Regions from separate parts of the Homo sapiens genome. Here regions 2 and 3 are each linked to region 1. The links are chromatin contacts, found by Hi-C or POLR2A ChIA-PET in ENCODE. All regions are on one chromosome and are shown on one strand. Each heading gives the region's core, a stretch centred on a gene start or an enhancer-like site at or near the end of the contact. The rest is flanking DNA. Distances are from core to core; before and after follow the strand shown.

Region 1 (2,854 bases), core at 233-2,732:
TGAATGAACTCTACACTAGCCTCACCTTTTTACCAGAAATATAAGTAACTCATTAATAAATACCCCAGATCTGTTCAATTTTCTTTCTTTTTTTTCACCCTATTACTACAGACACAGTGTTAACAATTTTCTTATTTCTCAAGCACCTACCTGATTCTTTGCCATTCCAAACAATTAAATATTTTTATATCAACATTTGCCTTTCTTGCTCTCTTTTTAAAACTTAATACCCCGAACCCCCTTTAAAACCCTCTGTGCCTTAGTCTTGCCACACAGACGAGAAAAGCGCCAGGTTCAGAGACTGTGCAGGATAGGAACAAAGCTGTCTGCTGAACCATCTGCCTTTTCTTAGCTGTAGAAAAAGAGAGGATTTACAGGTTTAGAAGGAGATTATTTTTCACAGCTTCCAGGCTACCAATATTCTATCCTTGTTTGCAAAATTCCCCCCACAGGTTGAGCAAGTCACTGTGACCTCTACAGAGAAGAAATGCCCCTGAGATGCACTCTCATTTGGAAAGATTCTAAAAAATACAGTTTGGAACTTCCGGGTTTGCCCCAGCCATGTGCAGTCCTGTTTGTGCTTCTCTCCTCCGTGCTAGGAACCTCCACCTTGACTCCCTATTTCTAGCAAACAGAAGGACCGCTGCTGCCTTCCATGAAAGGCATTCTATATCAGAGAGGGGCACGGAGGAAAGGGAATAAAACAAAAGTGAAGTCAATTTGCATTCAGATGTTGGCATTAAGTATTAATAGGGCTTGGGGTGAGGGTAGTTTCTCTTTTATTCATGCTCAGGTTGCCATGGCTGTCTGGGTTTCCAGGGATGGCAGAGGGGGATGGTGAAAAGGAGGAAAGGGCTACTGAGCCTTCGTGGAGCTGTTCAAGGTCAGAGCCTCACCCTGTGCCCTGACACTGTGGCCCAGATGGCTGAGAGCGAGTTCAAGGAACTGAAAGATGCAGAAGTTTCCAGCACAACCAGAGAATATCTGATTGGCTTCTCTTTAACTGATAAAGACCCTTGTGCTTTAAAAACAATACCCTGGCCAGGCATGGTGGCTCATGCCAGTAATCCTAGCACTTTGGGAGGCTGAGGTGGGAGGATCACTTAAGGCCAGGAGTTTGAGACCAGCCTGCGCAACACAGTGAGACCCCCATCTCTAAAAATAATAACTAACAAAAAATAAAAAAAAACAGCAATAACCCAAGCTTAGGCTCAAGAGGGAATATCAGCAGAGAGATAGGAAAGTGAAGAGTGGTACCATGGGATGGCCCAAGTTCAGATACCCTTTGAAGGCAGGGCTGGAGACTGTGTTCGATTGGGAATGGGAGAGGCCCTGTCCTCAGCCTGTGGAGCCACTGGCCCCTGTGCTTTCTTGTTCTAATTCACAGAACCAGGAAAGAGGAGAGGGTGGGATGGGAAGGGCTGGCACCCCTGCTGCATCCACCTCTAGCCTTTGGAAGGCGATCAGGAAGCTGTGCTGATGGTACTGGACGGGCAGCTGCTGACTGAGGAAGCGATGGCTCTGTGCCCAAGGTGGGCTTTGTGACCAGGGGAAGTCCTTTCCAGAGGAAGCCCTTGAAGCCAAGTATCCTATAAGGGGAGGATTCTGTGTCTTCTTTTTCTTACTTTCCTTTTTTGAGAAAGCCTCTAGACTCGTACCACCCGAGTCACTGTTTATTTAGCGCTCTTGCAAGGCTGGCTCTTGTCACCCGTGTCTGAGCCTGTCCCTGCATTAGCCTCTTCCAGGGAAGCCTGGAAATTTCCATCACTCCTCTCTAATGCAACCCTACTCTGCCCCAGCCAGACTGCCCTGGGAATGTGTTAGCTTGACAGCAGAGAGCAGTCGTTCTCATTCTTGACTGCTCACTTGAAGCACCTGGATGGATTTTAAAAGTTCAGATGCCCAGATGATACATGGTGCAGTCAAATCAGAATCTCTAGGGGTGGATCCCAGGCTCGGGAGTTTCTAGAACTCCCCAGGGTGATTCCAATGGCTGCCAAGCTTGAGGGTCAGCATGGGGCTTCTGAGTGCATCCAGATTGCCTGGACTCGATTCTCATCTCTGCCACTGGTACTAGTCTTGGCCCAGTTATTTTCCACGTCTGCCACAGTTTCCTCATCTGTAAAATGCAAATCATAACGGTACCAATAGCATATAGCATTAGTATGAGGATTAAATAAGTTAATATGTGCTACGGGCTTGGAAAGTGGCTGGCACAGTCAGTGCTCTAAGTGTTTGCCGTGTGTGATGCCAGGGAGCACATCTTAAGAGGGACTTGGGCAAGAGGAACAGGCAGGGGACAGAACCTGAGGATGTGTCTCACGAGCAGAAGTGTAAAGACCTGGAGGTGTATTTCTCCTGGAAAGGAGGAGGCTTTGTTGAGATAGGATGGTCATCTTCAGATTCCTATCAGATGGGAAAGAAATGACGCTTGTTCTGCATGACTGTGGAGGAAAGAACAAGGATTCAGTAGCGAAGAGTTTCCAGCAGAGCCATTCATTCACTCTGCAGTGAGATGGACAGTGTCAGGAGGAGTGACTTCCCAGGCTCTGGGATGTTCTAGCAGCATTGCGTCAGTTTTTGGTGGAAAGGTTATAGGAGGAATCGGAATGGAACGGAAGGACTTTCAAGGCCTTTTCTAGCCCATGCCTTGCATGTACTGAGCAGTGCTAAATGTTAGTTGTTATGAAATGCTGTCTTGAAGTGGGCAAGGCCTGGCAGGGGATGGTGGTGGAGGCTATCATTGAGTCTAAAACTGTGTCCAAGAGAGTACTAGGCTGAGCATGGAGGCTCAAGCCTGTAATCCCAGCAATTTGGGAGGCTGAGGTGGGAGGATCGCTTGAGCCCAGGAGTT
Region 2 (2,700 bases), core at 139-2,638, 140 kb before region 1:
ATCCAAGCAGACTCTTTGGGCCCATTTGTGCCAGAGACTCCGTTATTTTGTAATTAACAAATATCGTGAATTTGCTTTGAAGATTGTCAAAGAACATGACAATTCTGCCTCAGGTGTTTGACTCAGGGCAAAGCATTTAAACTCTATGTGCCTCAGTTTCCTTTTCTATAAAGTGGGACTAACAATAGTAGCCTACACATAGGTTTAAATGTGAAGTGCCTGCCTGACACATGGCACTTAATAAGTGTTAGCTATCTTATTTCATTTATTTTATTTATTTATTTATTTATTTATTTATTTATTTTATTCATATAGACATGCGGTTTCACTATGTTGCCCAGGCAGGTCTCAAACTCCTGGGCTCAAGCAAACCTCCTGCCTCAGCCTCCCAAGCAGCTGGGACTAAAGGTGTGCGCCACAGCATCTGGCATTAGATATCTTATTTTAAACCTGGTAAAAAATGTTCCATTAGGCCAGGCGCAGTGGCTTATGCCTGTAATCCCAGCACTTTGGGAGGCTGAGGCAGGTGGATGACCTGAGGTCAGGAGTTCGAGGCCAGGCTGGCCAACATGGTGAAACCCTGTGTCCACTAAAAATATAAAAATTAAGCCTGGCACGGTGGCTCTCACCTGTAATCCTGGCACTTTGGAGGCTGAGGTGGGCAGATCACGAGGTCAAGAGATCGAGACCATCCTGGCCAACATGGTGAAACCTCGTCTCTACTAAAAATACAAATATTAGCTGGGCATGGTGGTGTGCGCCTGTAGTCCCAGCTACTCGGGAGGCTGAAGCAGGAGAATCGCTTGAGCCCAGGAGGCGGATGTTGCAGTGAGCCAAGATCACACCACTGCACTCCAGCCTGGGCAACAGAGTGAGACTTGGTCTCAAAAAAAAAAAAAAATTTAGTGATAATGTAGTGATGGATAAAAATCTGAGCCCATAATACCTTCATCATTGTTAGTAAGTCCTGTTTGACTGTCAGCACCACCAGGGAGTCAGGAGACTCAACTCTCTACCTCCTCCTCTTCCCACTGTCTTATTCCCTTAGTCTAGATCAGGCCCTGGAATCTGCATTTTAAATATCTTCCTTGAGTGAGTTGGACACAGGTCGTCACCAAACTGACACACATATGAACAAAAAAAAAAAAAAAAAAAGAAAAGAAAAGAAAAAATACAGACAAATATAGCCCTGGAACTTAATGAGGGAACTGGGCCAAATCTTGGGTGATTCCCCTCTCCCTCGAAGAGAGGGATTTATGGTTTAGGTAAAAACCATTAAGAACACATTGGTTTTTTTCATTGGTTTCACTTTGAGTTTCTGCCTCCTGCAACCCAAAACACAATCATACAGAGCTTCGCAGCGTGGGTCTGGGCCCTGCGTGAGCAGGGCCACGTGACCGAGACTGCCTGTGCTGAAGAGCTGAAAGCAGAGGAACACACAGGCAAGGGGAACCTACAGATATTTCCCCCTTTACTTTCTTTTCTTTTTTTAAAAAAACTATAATCCCATAGAGACATATGTGACAAGTCTGACAAATGGACAAAGGAATGACGCTTGTTCTCATTTAGAAAAAGCTTGCTGATGCTGGATGTGTGTCAATGCACAAAGCTGTGGCTCGAATAGCCAAGGACATAGCATGTTTTTTTGTTTTTGGTTTTTTTGTTGTTTTTTTAATAGATGAGAGCTTCCTATGTTGCTCAGTCTAGTCTCAAACACCTGACCTCGCCTTCTTATGTGCCAGGACAACAGGCCTGAGTCACCGTGCCTCCTGACATAGCATCTTTCGTACAGGATTTAGGGAAGCATGAGAGCACTGGAAATAAAACCTAAATGGTGGGTGAGCTATAGGTAAACACTGAAATATCATGATCTTATTAAAAAGAAAATAGTGAACCCAAAGAACCTGATATACAAGAGAAAATGAACCAGGCTGCCAAAATCCTCTGTTTCAACAACAGAAGTCAATGGGATACAGTGGTTTAAAATCATGTAAAGTGAGTAAAATGTTCAACCCTGTGAGAACAGAGCAGTAATCGTGATGGGCCATCAGCCAGATAAAAGTGTCCATATTTCTGGTCCCAGGCAGTATCTCTCTCTCTCTCTTTTTGTTTTGTTTTGTTTTGTTTTTTTTTGAGACGGAGTTTGGCTCTTGTCGCCCAGGCTGGATTGCAATGGCACAATCTCGGCTCACTTTAACCTCCACCTCCTGCCTTCAAGCAATTCTCGTGCCTCAGCCTCCTTAGTAGCTGGGATTACAGGTGTCCACCACCACGCCCGGCTCGTTTTTGTATTTTTAGTAGAGATGGGGGTTTCACCACATTGGCCAGGCTGGTCTCGAACTCCTGACCTCAAGTGTTCTGCCCACCTCGGCCTCCCAAAGTCCTGGGATTACAAGCATGAGCCACTGTGCCCAGCCTCCAAGCAGTACCTCATGCAACACAAGTATTTAAGTATTTATCAAAGATGGTCATAATCAGCTCTTAAAACATACTAACTAAACACAACACTGTACACAGAAACACTTAAAAATACCACTTATAAGAGCATCAAAAGTTTTAAGGTATTTTAATATATTTTAAAAGTTATATATATTCCTATATATTATATGATATGTAGGAATATTTACTATACACTAATACATATGTAATATAATATATTCTACGTATGTAGGGAGATGTAGGAATACACACAGTTGCAGC
Region 3 (2,743 bases), core at 213-2,712, 220 kb before region 1:
TCTCAGTTCTAGTCTGCTGAACACAAAAGACAAAGAAGCCAAGGGAATACATGGGCCAGCAAAGGACACCTAAACAACAACAAATAATAGACCCACCTGGAAGAAAGAAAATGCAGTTAATAATTAAAAAATTTAAAAGGATGCAAGTTCTTAATGTCACTTGGAAAATCCTTTTCAATCAGTTCAAAATTCAAAAGATTAAATCACATCTAACTCTATCTGGATTTCCCAAGTGCAAGGGGAGGAAACTATTTTATCAGGTTTCTTGGAAGGGAAAACACATTTTCTCTATTAAAACTTAAGTCCTGGCCGGATGCTGTGGCTCACGCCTGTAATCCCAGCACCTTGGGAGGCTGAGGCAGGCCAATCACCTGAGGTCAGGAGTTCGAGACTAGCCAGGCCAACAGGGTGAAACCCTGTCTCTACCAAAAATATGAAAATTAGCTGGGTGTGGTGGCACAGGCCTATAATCCCAGCCACTCGGGAGGCTGAGTGAGGCAGGAGAATCGCTTAAACCCGGGAGACGGAAGTTGCAGTGAGCCAAGATCGTGCCACTGCACTCCAGCCTGGGCAACAGAGCAAAGCTCTGTCTCAGACAAACAAACAAACAAAACAAAACTGAAGTCCAGCTCATAAAGACTTCATAGAAACCTTCTTCAGACCACCTGATGGAATCAGGCCTCAGATGAGCATCTCAGGGCAGGCAGATGGATGATGGAAAAAGACCAAAGAAGAATCAAAAGGGAGGGTGATGAGAACAGGGCCTTTCTTCTCATAAGCCTGAAAATTACACATAGGTTAACTGAAGAAAATATTCTTCTAGTGCGACTGAACTATCTCCCTCTGAGAAACCACTTCCCACTAGGCCCCTTCGTTCCGCCCCTAACAACCCCGTTCTATTTATTGTTCAGTTTTAAATGACTGGGCAGCTGCTGCCTAGCCATGCCCCTCTAGTATTGACCAACACTGTCACCAGCACCCCCCACACGTAAACCACCAACGAATGAAGCTCGTGGTAAGGGGGCTTAACTTGGAATGTGAACTGTCACCAGCACACCACACTTCCTGCGAACTCTGACAGACTGTCTCCATTCAAGAAAAAATGAAAAGACTACCTTAAGGCCCGGTGGGTAACCACCCAAAGATGAACAAGCGGAATTGCATGGTAGTTAAGGAGTAGGCTCTGGAACCACATCGCAAATCCTGCCTCTACCACTTGCCAGCAGTGGTAAGTGGCCTGACCCTTAGACAGTTAGGGAACCTCTCAGTTCTGCAATTTCCTCATCTGTGAGATGGAGACAATAATAATACTGAAATCATATGACTGTTCTGAGAAATAGATTAGTCAAATCTATAAAGTGCTAAAACCTGTCTGGCACACATGATACCATCCCTCAGTGCTTTTTATTATCATATACATGCTCACACCTGAGCACACATACTGTACGTTCACATTAGCAAGTGTCTATTAGTCCTTCACGTCCCCAGTGATGAGTTCAACAGGTGCTACAAACATTGTACTCCCACTGGGCAGTCATTTTCAAACTTTAGTATGCACCTGGAGAGCTTATGATAACAGATTTCTGGGCCCCACCTCCACATTTCTGATTCAGCAGGGCTGGAGTGGGGCCTAGGAATCTGTGTTTCTAACAAGTTCCCAGGTGATGCTAATGCTGCTTGTCTGGGGACCACACTTTGAGAACCAAAGTGTCATTATGTTCTAGGCTTCAGGCCTAAGCTTCATCTAGTTTATGTGCATAGAGAACCTTATGGAGATGAAATGGAAAAGGAGAATAAAGCAAAGATGCTCACTGCTCAAAGAATATCCACATATTCTTCCATATTTCCTGGCAACCGTATACCTTTGTGGTCAGGCAGGTCACATGACTAGTCCTGGCCAATGAGCTGTGAGCACAAGTACCAGCCATCACTTCCAGACTGCAGCCTTTCAAAGTCAGTATGTAACCCACTAGCTCTTTCCTTGTGGTGGCAACCTGGAAGCATGTGTAATGACAGAGTAGCTATAAGACAAGAGCAGCCTGGATCCCTGGGTTACCACTTGTAAGGGAGCTATACTAGAGAGCTGCCAGACCTGCAGAGGATTCTACACCAACAAGCAACGGCACTTTATGGGTTGAGCCACTGGGATTTCAGGCTTTGTTTGATACTTCAACATAGCTTCGCTTAGCCTGACTTCATTATAAAGAGGATGCCCACATCATCAGTCTTAAGCCCAACCTATCAAACAGATCTGAGATATTTTATAAAATCAGCCAGAATTTCTACCCTACTCTCATTCACTTCTATTCACCAAAACAGATGAACTGTTTTTAACCTCCTATTTTCGGTCTGTTTCTCACTAACTAAAAAAATTATTTACTGCAACATGATTATGTACTAGTTGCTAATAATTTAGAAAGCTCAGTCCGCTAAAATGTATTAAAAATGTGAAAAGTAAATACATTGGAGGATTTGTGTGTGTGTGTGTGTGTGTGTGTGTGTGTATACCACTACTGGAATCCCTTGACTTTAATTGAGTAGGGAGGAGCAAGAGTAAAGGGTTTCAATTTTATTTATGTAATCACGTGTGGACTGATAACTTGTTTTGCCAAAACAGGAGAAAGTGATCTCTTTAAGGGCATCAGAATTTAACCACAAAGCTACTTTTTTTAAAAAAAAATAATAGTTCTACTAATCTAGGAACATTTTGCAGTTTAACATGTAGGTAATGAGCTGTCAACAG

Evidence for each region. A loop is a pair of places that touch in the nucleus more often than their neighbours do. ChIA-PET counts read pairs that join two places held with the same protein, here RNA polymerase II (POLR2A). Pooled maps may share reads with other maps.
Region 2: a pooled map shows a loop between it and region 1 (2.5-fold over the local background). The contact joins two enhancer-like sites. A Hi-C loop is called at or near these places in 3 of 37 single-sample maps with no recorded cell type and 3 of 50 pooled maps. POLR2A ChIA-PET finds 5 or more read pairs at or near these places in 4 of 52 experiments (GM10248, PC-9, activated CD4-positive, alpha-beta T cell and 1 more).
Region 3: a loop to region 1 is called in a pooled map, with 2.4 times the contacts of the local background. The contact joins two enhancer-like sites. A Hi-C loop is called at or near these places in 4 of 50 pooled maps. POLR2A ChIA-PET finds 5 or more read pairs at or near these places in 2 of 52 experiments (activated B cell and activated T-cell).

What each region holds. Positions count from the first base shown.
Region 1 is chr6:6,929,313-6,932,166 of GRCh38, reverse strand. No RefSeq gene overlaps it. Among named protein-coding and RNA genes, the nearest start is that of LINC03055, 45 kb to the right of the region's middle. Within about 2 kb of position 1,482, at least 3 of the 41 ENCODE cell types and tissues checked have a DNase peak (open chromatin) inside an H3K27ac peak, as active enhancers do.
Region 2 is chr6:7,072,624-7,075,323 of GRCh38, reverse strand. No RefSeq gene overlaps it. Among named protein-coding and RNA genes, the nearest start is that of RREB1, 34 kb to the left of the region's middle. RefSeq lists an enhancer at 1,425-1,664. Within about 2 kb of position 1,388, at least 5 of the 41 ENCODE cell types and tissues checked have a DNase peak (open chromatin) inside an H3K27ac peak, as active enhancers do.
Region 3 is chr6:7,153,175-7,155,917 of GRCh38, reverse strand. All of the region lies in intron 1 of RREB1 (ras responsive element binding protein 1), which reads right to left. Among named protein-coding and RNA genes, the nearest start is that of RREB1, 47 kb to the right of the region's middle. Within about 2 kb of position 1,462, at least 5 of the 41 ENCODE cell types and tissues checked have a DNase peak (open chromatin) inside an H3K27ac peak, as active enhancers do.